Regions from separate parts of the Homo sapiens genome. Here region 1 is linked to region 2. Evidence: read pairs that join two places in POLR2A ChIA-PET (ENCODE). Cell type or tissue: MCF 10A. All regions are shown on one strand. Links, peaks and the distances in the headings refer to the core of each region. The heading gives the core; the rest is flanking DNA. Region 1 overlaps RPS6KA5 (ribosomal protein S6 kinase A5). Region 2 overlaps RPS6KA5 (ribosomal protein S6 kinase A5).

Region 1 (5,385 bases), core at 99-5,098, 110 kb after region 2:
TGATGAAACCCTCACCTTCAAAAAAAAAAAAAAAAAAAAAAAAAAAAAAAAAACCCCAAAGCTGAAGAATATGGTAATACAACACTCCAAACTGAATTAGGTATCTTCAAGCAAGCACTTAGGGTATGAAAAAAAAAAAATCCTGAAGCAGAAATACAAAAACTAAGAACAGAAATGAGCAAACAAACAAAAAAGAAAGAAACGAAATGAGTTGACAGGACTCAAAAAAGAAACAGAAAAGAGTACACAGACATTTTCAAAATAGACTGTGGGGGGTGCAACTCCCCACAGTGAAGCACAGGAAAAGGAAAAGAATTTATTGACAAATGGATGGGCATGTGCATGGCCCAACTTGTATACTGGTGAACTATAACCAACCTGTATGGACAGTTAAGAAGCTCCAGACCACTGAGGACTTGGAAAGACAAGCTAACTAAGGCCTACTGATTTCATCTTCAAAGGTCGGAAGACAGTATAATGAAGGAAGAAGAGAGTATGTTTTGATTCAGTTGAACTCAGTTTAGAACTAAACTCTACCATTTACTAAAGCTGTGCTGATCAAGTATTTTTACCACTCTAAGTCCTTTATTTGTAACAGGATGGATGGATGGGTGGGTGGGTGGATGAATAGGCAGATTAGCTAGGAAGGCAGGTAGACAAACAGATCCATGCACACAAATAACAAATGTACTTGTATGAGCCTGGGTTCTTCCCCAAAGCAGCACATCAGAAAAGGACATTTACATGCAGATAATTTAGCTGGAAGGTGAAGTAAAGGACCAAGGAACATGAAACTGGAAAGGAGCATATGCCAATAAAAAGCTACCTTTATCGAGGTCACTGCTGTGGGTAACTGGAGCTCAATTTTGCCAGGATTCCCTAAGGAACCATTAGAGTGCTCTCAGAATTGTCAATTGTCTGTGCAAGGACAAGGAAAAGAATTTCTCTACTGGCTCCTGCCCCCTCTAGTTCAGGGTTGCCCAAGGGGAGCATTAACTTCCTAGCACTTCCAGGCTGCACATGCCTGTATGCTCTCTCACCTGTACCTTCTGCTGGGTGGACAGTGGAGACGCCTTGGAGCAGAAAGGAAAAGATGCACAGTGAGCATGCTCAAGACAAGACACTGTTGGGATAACATGAGTCAAAGCTTGCATGAGGGAGTTTGAAGATGACGTCAAATGGTGCTTAAGAGAGAGCTAACAGAATACAGCTTGAATCCCCTCCTGCCTTTGGTCACTGAGTCTTCAAGGAGAAACTACTACCTAATGGGGACAGGAAAGAACTTATCTTGAACTCAAGGGATATAGTGGAATGTTTTTTATTGCTTCCATGCCTGCTGAATAATTCTAAACAGGCACTGGAAGCAACCACAGCCCAACAACAGCAAGGCAAGAGAAGATCCCCCAGAGATGAAGGTCTGAATCATACAAGTCAACTAACATCCTAGTTGGCTGTCATCTTTCTTGCCCCATGACCTATCCTAGTCACTGCCCCAAATCTCTGTGGATAAAGACACCCTGAATGCCACTGTGGCCCATTATGGTAATTACATCCACCCTAGCCCTAATGGTATCACCATCTGGCCTATGCCATTCCAAAATCCTATCATTGCTATGGATACTAGGGAACATAGCTCCATGGAAGCATCTCCTATCAACTCCAGCCTGTGTCCCCTCACCAGTGCATTCTTAATTACCTTGGTGAATGAAGTGTTTTCTTTGGACCTTCCTAAGAAGTATGGTCAGATAGTGTGTTCTCCAGTCTCATATAGTAAATCCATTCTAAAACTCTCTCTTCTCTGTGAGTTCTGATCTCAATATACTCTGCCAAAGAAGTTCTTGCATATTTATCTAATGTACTATAGGTCATACTCATGTCCAAGCTTCAAGAAACCATCCCACCAGTGTATCCTAGGACCAAGTTATTAGGATGTCAAATCCTGAGTTACGAATAGCGTTCCCATGTTAATAAATTCTCCCTTATTCATCCTTATTATTCCGCCAGCCCACTCCAGGCAAGACCTGCAAGATCCACCTCCCTAAATGTTCCTTCTGTTCCTACTGGTACATATTAGCCAGGTCCTGGGATTACGTGCTTGAGTATTTACTCCCAGAATAAGAAAAACATCCCTGATTAGGCTATGCTGAGATTGTGTCTAGCTATTGTTCTGGAGGAAATAGGGGTGAGAGATGGGACAGAGCTTAAGGAGAACAAGTATCACCTTGTAAGAAATCCATCTCTATGTGATCTCTGCCTGGTTTCCAAACAAGGAAAAGTTATTCTCTCTAACAAGGTGTTGATCCTGCCTATCCAGAGGACTCAGGAAAATTAAGGAGTTCAAGATTCTCAGGTCATCCACTTAGAAGTCTCCTTCTGAGATTTCATCAGGGTCCTACTCTTCCCATGTTAGGGTCAGACTTTGGCCCTGAACACCTGTCAAGGGTGTATGAGAGGTAGGACCACTATGAATTATACAATAAGAGACTTATATAGGAGTTTGGCCTCACACAGGTGTGGGAGTTGGTTAAAGAGTCTGTATAAGACTGCTTCCACATCTGGAGTTGTAAAGGAAAGAGTAATACAAAATAGAAAAAAGTAAGAATAGACTGGAATCCCAAAGACAATCTGGAACCCATGAGGACAAACAAGAGTCCATGTCTGTCTCTCACCACCTTCAGGCTTCCAAACTCAATGATTCAGATAACCTGCAGAAAAGCTGTACACACTGGCCCAGAATTGCCAGAAGCTGATGGCAGTGATGCAACAAGAGCTGAAGGAGCCGCAGACCTGGCTACTGCTCCAAACCAACAATATGACACAGCAGCTTAGCAATCATGTGTGGGAGTTACAACAGTGCCTAGTACCAGCACCAATCTTTAGCCATAAAATATATCCAGCTGCTGCTGCTTCACTTCTGTCTTCCAAATCTCACTCAAAATGTCTCATGGCCAGTGCTAATCTAGAGCCTAGAAGGGAGTTCTGGGAAACATAATTCCAGTTTAGCCCAGTTGACACAGTACAAACCCACCACAGAAGGTATACAGCTCTTTCACCCTTATGATTAAATCTTCAGCCTGATTTTTGGCATAATCTGTCCTATAGTCACAAGCAATGGGGATCTTTCCAAATGCTGCCATAGGCCCTCTTTTCACAGTGTACCCTGCATTGATAACTGGCTGATCTCTTGTCCTCAAGATTTCAAAAGCTAAAAGAGGTCCATTAACTCCAAATCCTTATTGATTTCCACCATCCCCATACCATTCAAGTCCTAGAGCTATCAATTAACCCAACTCTTCACCTTCCATTCAATTCTAGTCCCAATCCCCTGAAGGTAAGAGTCTTATTAACTGTGCTGTGATGCATGCAGGGGGCTATTAGTACCCACTACCACCAGCAATGGGGTCCTTGTTGCAGTCTCACCAGTAAGTCATCCACTCTGAGATCCCAGTGGATATTGTCAATTTCTAGAACCATGGTAGATAATAAATGTCTTAGCCTGGATTCATGAAAGCGATTTGGAAGGTAATCCCAATCAGAAGTGAGGAGGAATTGAGAGTGAAATCGAGAATAAAGAAAAACCAATACAAAAATGCATTACCAACTCAATCTGATCTGGATCTTTTGAGGAACATATGGAATGCCCCTCAGAATTTTCTACTCTCAGATCAATACAAATAAGCATTTATTTTCAGCTCTCATACTCCATTAGTTGAAGGTTGCCCCAGTGGGACATCAAGGTCCTTATGTTTCTGAGATGCACATTTATGCTTCCTGAGCCAGTTCCCACCAGAGAACTAAGCCTTGGAGGAGTCAAAAGCCTGGGACGGAAAGTAAACAATGTGCAGCAATATGTGCTTAAAACCAGGTGCCATCACCTTGAAGTGAGCTGAAGCCCAAACAGAACTGTTTGTCACAGCCCACAGCCACAGCTTGACTCCAGAGTAAGGCAGATAGAAGGATGAGGTTGCGCACCACAGGTGTCAAATACAGTACCCATCACATAGGTGTGCTGTGAAAATTAAGTAAGATAGGCAAAATCTTGGAAGAGGCCTGACACATAAAGCTAAATAAATGATAGCTATTATCATTAGATTAGACACTGAACTTAGACTATGGTAATGGCAATGATGAGCAAGAAACAAATAAAGGAGGTATTAATATTTCAGAGTTATAACTGACACAACTAGGAGAGTAAGTTGGTGGGTGGGGAGAATGTGAGAGAGAGGAAGAAGTCTGGATGTTTCTAACTAGAGTCCTGGCAGAATAGTGAATGGCATGCCACTAAATAAAACATGGGGCCAGGTGAGGTGGCTCACGCCTGTAATCCCAACACTTTGGGAGGCTGAGGCGGGCAGATCACTTGAGGTCGAGAGTTTGAGACCAGCCTAGAACCAATATGGAGAAACCCCATCTTTACTAAAAATACAAAAATTAGTGGGTGTGGTGGCGCATGCCTGTAATCCCAGCTACTTGGGAGGCTGAGGCCGGAGAATCGCTTGAACCCGAGAGGTGGAGGTTCCAGTGAGCCGAGATCATGCCACTGCACTCCAGCCTGGGCAACAAGAGCGAAAGTCCGCCTCTTAAATTAAATTAAATTGAATTAAATTAAAAAATAAAACATGGAAAGCTGGAAGAAAAAGTATTATTAACCTCAGAGTCTAAGGTGCCTGTGGACTATCCAAATGTTTTGTGTTTAGTGGGCTGCTAGAAGTGATAAGAAACTCAAGAAAGGGTCTTGAAAACCTGAAAGAGATGTAGGCTGAAAATAGGGCCTGGATACTAGTTCAAGCAATGATAACATTTGCTTTCCCAGGAAGAATGCATACAGTTACAAGAAAACAGGGCTGACAATGGAGTACCAATATTTAAGGCACAAGCAGAGATAGCAGCTAATGTAAGGAGATGAGGCAGTCACCGATTGAGAAGAACCAGGTAGAAGAGCACAGTTTGTCACTGGGCAAGGGGAGGAAAGTACCAATATCCAAGCACTGAGTGCTCTACAGAAATTAGGTTAGATTCAAACTGAGACATTTCCACCAGATTAGGAACAGGGAGACATTAGTAACTTTAGTGAAAGCAGTTTCAGTGGAGTGCTTGAGATGGAAGCTTGATCTTCCAGCAGATCCAGTGAATGGGGCATAAAGAAGTAGAAACAGCTGGTATCAACTGCTCTTGCAAAAACTAGTGGAAGGAGGGATAATAGAAATAACTAGAGGGCGACAGAGAATTTTTTTTTTCTTTTTTCTTTTTACAAAAAGACTCAAATGTGTTTGTGGGAAGGAGAACCTGAGGATCAGGAAAAGGGGAGAACAACATGGAGTAAAGTCTCTGAGGAAGCAGAAGATTTCAAAAACAGGTGCAAAGCACAATCTGACTCAATCATCC
Region 2 (5,385 bases), core at 252-5,251:
TTGGATAAAGCTATTAATAAAACAGAAGTGTTAAAAAATGAACAAATTTTGTACCCTTTAATACAGAAAAAAAACCATGACCTAGATTTTATAACATAATTACTTAGAAAGTTTCTTCTAGAATCTTCATTTTGCACATACAAAGGCAAGAGAGGAGGCCAAAAAAATTGAGCTTTTTAGAGGGCTTAGGAAAACAAACTTAAACTATCTAGAACTCAGGATTTTTTCTTTCACCAAGGGTTGTTAAAATATTTATTTCTGTTGGGAAGATAATCAACAGTCTCCAGTGTCTCTGGAAAGTTAAAGGCAGAAACTGGGAATAAGAAAATATCAGTGATTCCCTTTTCATTGACCTCTTAGTGACAGCTTAAAAAGCCAATTATTAACTAAAGGTGATACACATGACTATATGTTTCCGAATGTTTTTCTAGTAGAAATTAAAAATGCCAATAAATACTGTCCAAAACCATTCATCACGACTCAGACAGGAACAATGTGCAGTTTTACATGCCGTGACCCTTCTGTATTGCATTGTGGTTCACTTGTATCCTAAAAGGCCAGGGTCTCATGCAAAAATAAGTAAGTAATTTTCTTTTGAGTCGTTGTCTCACTCTTGCTGCCCAGGCTGGAGTGCAATGGCACAATTTCTGCTCACTGCAACCTCTGCCTCCCGGGTTCAAACATTCTCCTTCCTCAGCCTTCCGAGTAGCTGAAATTACAGGCGCTCGCCACCACGCCCAGCTAATTTTTTATATTTTTAGTAGAGATGAGGTTTTGCCATGTTGGCCAGGTTGGTCTCGAACTCCTGACCTCAGGTGATCCATCCACCTTGGCCTTCCAAAGTGCTGGGATTACAGGCCCTTAATTTTTTAAAAGAATGGAGTCATAGTTTGTACTCTAAGAAATAGGCTCTCTCAACAGAAATAAAATAAAAATTATTTGACTAGTTTGGAGGTCTCAACTTTAACAAGAGTGTTACTCTATAAAATAAAACACAATTCTCACCAATAAAATCTTTAAAAAGGGAAATCTAGAATGTCCTAACCTTTGTATTATCTTTTTCCTCCAAAATACTAGATATCATAATGTGTTCAGGAATACAAAGCAAAAGAGAAAAAAAGGAAGGTAAGACAATCAACACCAGAAAGACGGCTCTGTTGAAGAGATGACCTAAGTTGTTAACTAGGATTCTTATAGTACATTTTATAGAAATACATAAAGAAGCATCAAAAATAGAACATACCTTGTCATGTCCTGAATCTCCCCCTCTGACAATATCTGGTGCCATGTATTCAATAGTTCCACAAAAGGAATATGCTCTTTCAGTCTTGAACAAACAAACAAAAAAGGGATTTGATTTCAAGCTAGTATGACAAGTGACAAAAGAAGAAAGTAATACATGTTAGTGGTTGAGATACACTATAGTGGCAAAGTAGTGGTAGAATCTACTTGACAGACCCACTCTTCACTGGAACAGACCACTGTCTACATAATATGAGTCCTGGGTATATGTCATCCCATCCCATCAGAAAGACTTCTCATGCATGAAATGGTACCATCATCCATCCATCCATCCATCCATCCATCCATCCATCCATCCTTTCCATGAATCCATTCATTTATTCTTGTTCACTTTTTGCATGCATGTATATTTCAGTTGCTGATTTAACCCTTTTTTTGAAGAATGCAAATAGTCCTAGTAAGGCAACATGAACTGTCTAACACATTAGTATGAATGACTTTATTAGGCAAGATTGAGAAAACACTGGGTAACTTGAAGGGGTAGGAAAGACCAAATTCTAAGAGGGGGAATAATAAACCCAAAGATAAAAAAGAATAAAAATTTTTTTTTCTACCTTACCATCTTGTGTAGGTTTGACAACGCTAATGTTATGTTTAACGATGGTAAACAAAACTGTCTTTAAAAAAAGATTATTTCTTAAAGATAGATGTTTCCTTTTTATAGAATTTTAAAAATTCAAAAGGGCTAATATATCATGCCTGAAAGTTAACCTAAAAATTATTTTTTAGATAATCAATTATGCAATTACGTAGCTCATTTATTATCTCAACTTAGAGGAAGCTCACAACCACCCCAAGTTAAGTGCTTAAAAGATTTTTCTTCTACCTTTTCCAAGTAATTTTTGGCCTCTCTTATAGTTCATTTTAGCTTATCTGGTGCTTTGGGGGAGGAGTTGATAGGGTATACATTAATAAATATTTATTTATTTGATAGAAATTCCAGAATATAGAAAAACTAAAGCTTAAATGTTGAGAAGTCCCAATCACTGAGAATAGTAGTAAATAAAGACAAACATCTCTTAATTCTCTCAATTATTTTAAACCCTTGCCATCTTACCCAGTTCTAAACCTATATTTGCTTCCTCCTGTGTTATTCCCTCTGGGTTCTAACTTTTAGGTCTCTGCCTAAACTTCCTAAGAGTTTCTCTTCTATTTGTAAAAATATCACCAATTGTAACTTTTGAATTTGTATTTATTTGCCTATGAAGATGCATAATGCCTTAAAATAATTCTACCAAGAAGACAAACTGATGAGATTTGACAGGGGAAGGATGCACCATAAAACATATTCCAGAGTCTCTGATAGGGGCAGGAAAGACTTCAAGGTAACAGTTCTACTATGCTTATGGTTTATTATTTGTTCAAAATACAATAATTTTCTCAAGTAACAATTTTCTCAAGGAGACAACCTATTTGACATTTATGCCCATACTATAAGCAACTTTAGTTATCACAGTTAAAAAAAATGTGAATGAAAATTTACTTGATTATGAACAAAAACAGCAGGAGTGGGATGTGTACAACATACTAGCAGATAATATGGAATACTCATGTGTTTTAAGTGATTAGCCAATCAAGGAGGCTTCATTGCTCCTTAGAGAAAAGGATCAGATAACACTGGATATAAAGCTGGTTTCCTTCTAGGGAGGAATCCCAATAGTAACTCAAATGCCAGACTTAAGTATTTCTCAATAAAGACTCTGATGAAATAATTCCTAGCTTTTATTTGCCAATGTTTTGTCCTAATCATATCTGCCTGTGACAGATAAATTCTGGTGTAAAATCATCAATGAAAACAGGTTTTTTTCTCATCCCATATTTAGAAAGACTCTTAATGCTGGCAAATCTCCACACAAATATCTAGAAATGTTTGACTGATTTTTAAAAAGGATTACATATTCCACTGGTAATCGCCAAAGACCGGGCTCACAAGAAAGAAAGGAGAATTCCTGGGTGCCAGCCAGGAAGTGAGTACAGAAAACCAGAGAGGTAGGCATATGACCTAGTGCTGTGGCTGCACAAACGGTGGAAAGGTGAGTTGTTACAGGTCTCAGCAATCCAGAAACTTGAGTTTTAATACCCTGTGAGGATAAACGATGAGGCTGTCAGCTCAAATGAGATGGGCTAGAATTACCACTCTTATATAAACCTTGAAACCAAAGAAAGCTAAACCTCAGTGAAAACAAACTACAGAAAAATAAATTCATCTGCTAGCACTCATTCGTTTCTGTCTAGGCCCTAGCTGAACAAAGTTCCTCCTATGAGCTTAAATGCCTAGGCTTATGCTTCTTAGATTTGAGATCTGAATTTACTCTTCTGCACGGTGTGGGGAAGTAGGAAAATCTGGCCAAACATGGTGACACCCTGGGACACATGATAGAACCAGAGATATTCTCACAACTTAGCCTGCCCAGAATTCCTATAAAGCGCTGATGTCTTGATATTACTAAATAAGTGAACTAGACTCCACAGACACAACAAACTGAAGGATTACTTGAAACAGTAGAAAAATAATCTGTAAATGACCAGCATGTTGTAAAAGATAAAAGACATAAAATAAGACAGCCTGGGCAAGATGGTGAAACCCTGTCTCTACAAAAAAATTAAAAAAAAAAAAAACCTAGCAGGGCATAGTGGCGCATGCCTGTAGTCCCAGCTACTTGGGAGACTGAGCCAAGAGGAATCACCTGAGAGCAGGAGATCGAGGCTGCAGTGAGCCATGATCGCACCACTGCACTCCAGCCTCGGTGATAGAGTGAGACCCTGACTCAAAAAAAAAAAAAAAAAAAAAGAAAAGAAAAGAAGAAAAAGAATCAAATAGAGCTGTGCAAATAAAGAAACGAGGCAATAAAAAAGGCAGACTAAACGTATTAGACACAGCTGAAGAAAGACAGTAAATTAGAGGATACTTTTGCAACATTCTGGATAATCTTCTCAAGACTTAGTAAAATTGCTGGGCATGGTGGCTCACACCTGTAATCCCAGCACTCTGGGAGGCTAAGGTGAGCGGATCACTTGAGGTCAGGAGTTCGAGAACAGCCTGGCCAACATAGCTCAAATCCTGTCTCTACTAAAAATGCATGGTGGCACGTGCCTGTAGTCCCAGCTATTCAGGAGGCTGAGGCAGGAGAACTGCTTGAACCTGGGAGGTGGAGGTTGCAGTGAGCAGAGATCGCACCATTCAACTCCAACCTGGGCCACAGAGTGAGACTCTGTCTCAAAAAAAAAAAACAAAAAAAAAGACTTAGTAAAATTTACTAAAGACTTAGTAAATTTGAGAAAATTATCCAGAATATTGCAAAAGTCCTAAGCAGATTAAATAAAAATATATTCCTGATTGGCCACATTCTATTTCTTCACTTGAGTGGTGGTTACAAGGGTGCTGTCTTATAATAATTCACTGAGCCATACATTTATTTTGTTTTTGAATCTGTTTTACTTTACAATAAAAAGAGAGACATATATATGTATGTGTATATATATATATATTTAAGTGTGTGTGTGTGTGTGTGTGTGTGTGTGTGTACATATCTCACAGGTCCATTCCTAGATCTATTTATACCCAGCAGCTAAGTTATCAGTTAATATGCAGGGCAAAATAAAGCATTTTAAGACAAAGACAGAATTTATTAATCATTGAACCTTGCTAAAAAGAAATCTAACGTATGTATTTCATAAATTAATAAATTGAACTTGAAAGAAAAAACTCAGATGCAAGAAGCAAGAATAAGCAGAGAAAACAAATGTGTAAGTAAATATAAACAAGCACTGAATTTATAAAATAAAAGTAATAACTGCACAGTAATGATTGATTTGTGGAAATTTAGCAGGTAGGACTAAAATACTAAATAATATAAAAATTAGATAAATAACTGAAGTTGAAGCATTCTAACGTTCTTGTAGTGGTCATGATCGTTTGAGAGATAATGGATAATTTCAGACTCTGTTAAGTCAGAGCACAAGTCTAAAATCAGGGTAATATTACAGAAATGCCTTGTGTATAAAAATAGATAAGTAAATAAAATCAGGGTAATAACTACTAAAAGAACAGAAATAGAATATACATGACTTCCAGACCATTAG

What was found. Peaks named below come from ENCODE experiments on the same cell type or tissue, not always from the same donor. Only the 100,000 strongest peaks of a DNase experiment are listed, where the experiment ranks them.
Region 1: POLR2A ChIA-PET joins it to region 2 with 6 read pairs; 2 of 35 experiments call an interaction of 5 or more read pairs at or near these places.

What each region holds. Positions count from the first base shown.
Region 1 is chr14:91,035,829-91,041,213 of GRCh38, forward strand. All of the region lies in intron 1 of RPS6KA5 (ribosomal protein S6 kinase A5), which reads right to left. Among named protein-coding and RNA genes, the nearest start is that of RPS6KA5, 22 kb to the right of the region's middle. In MCF 10A, for the core only: no CTCF peak of the experiment used is centred there; a DNase peak (open chromatin) is centred at 2,783.
Region 2 is chr14:90,921,870-90,927,254 of GRCh38, forward strand. It overlaps RPS6KA5 (ribosomal protein S6 kinase A5), which reads right to left. Exons shown (of 17, transcript NM_004755.4): 6 at 1,244-1,327. Among named protein-coding and RNA genes, the nearest start is that of LINC02321, 96 kb to the left of the region's middle. In MCF 10A, for the core only: no CTCF peak of the experiment used is centred there; a DNase peak (open chromatin) is centred at 2,892.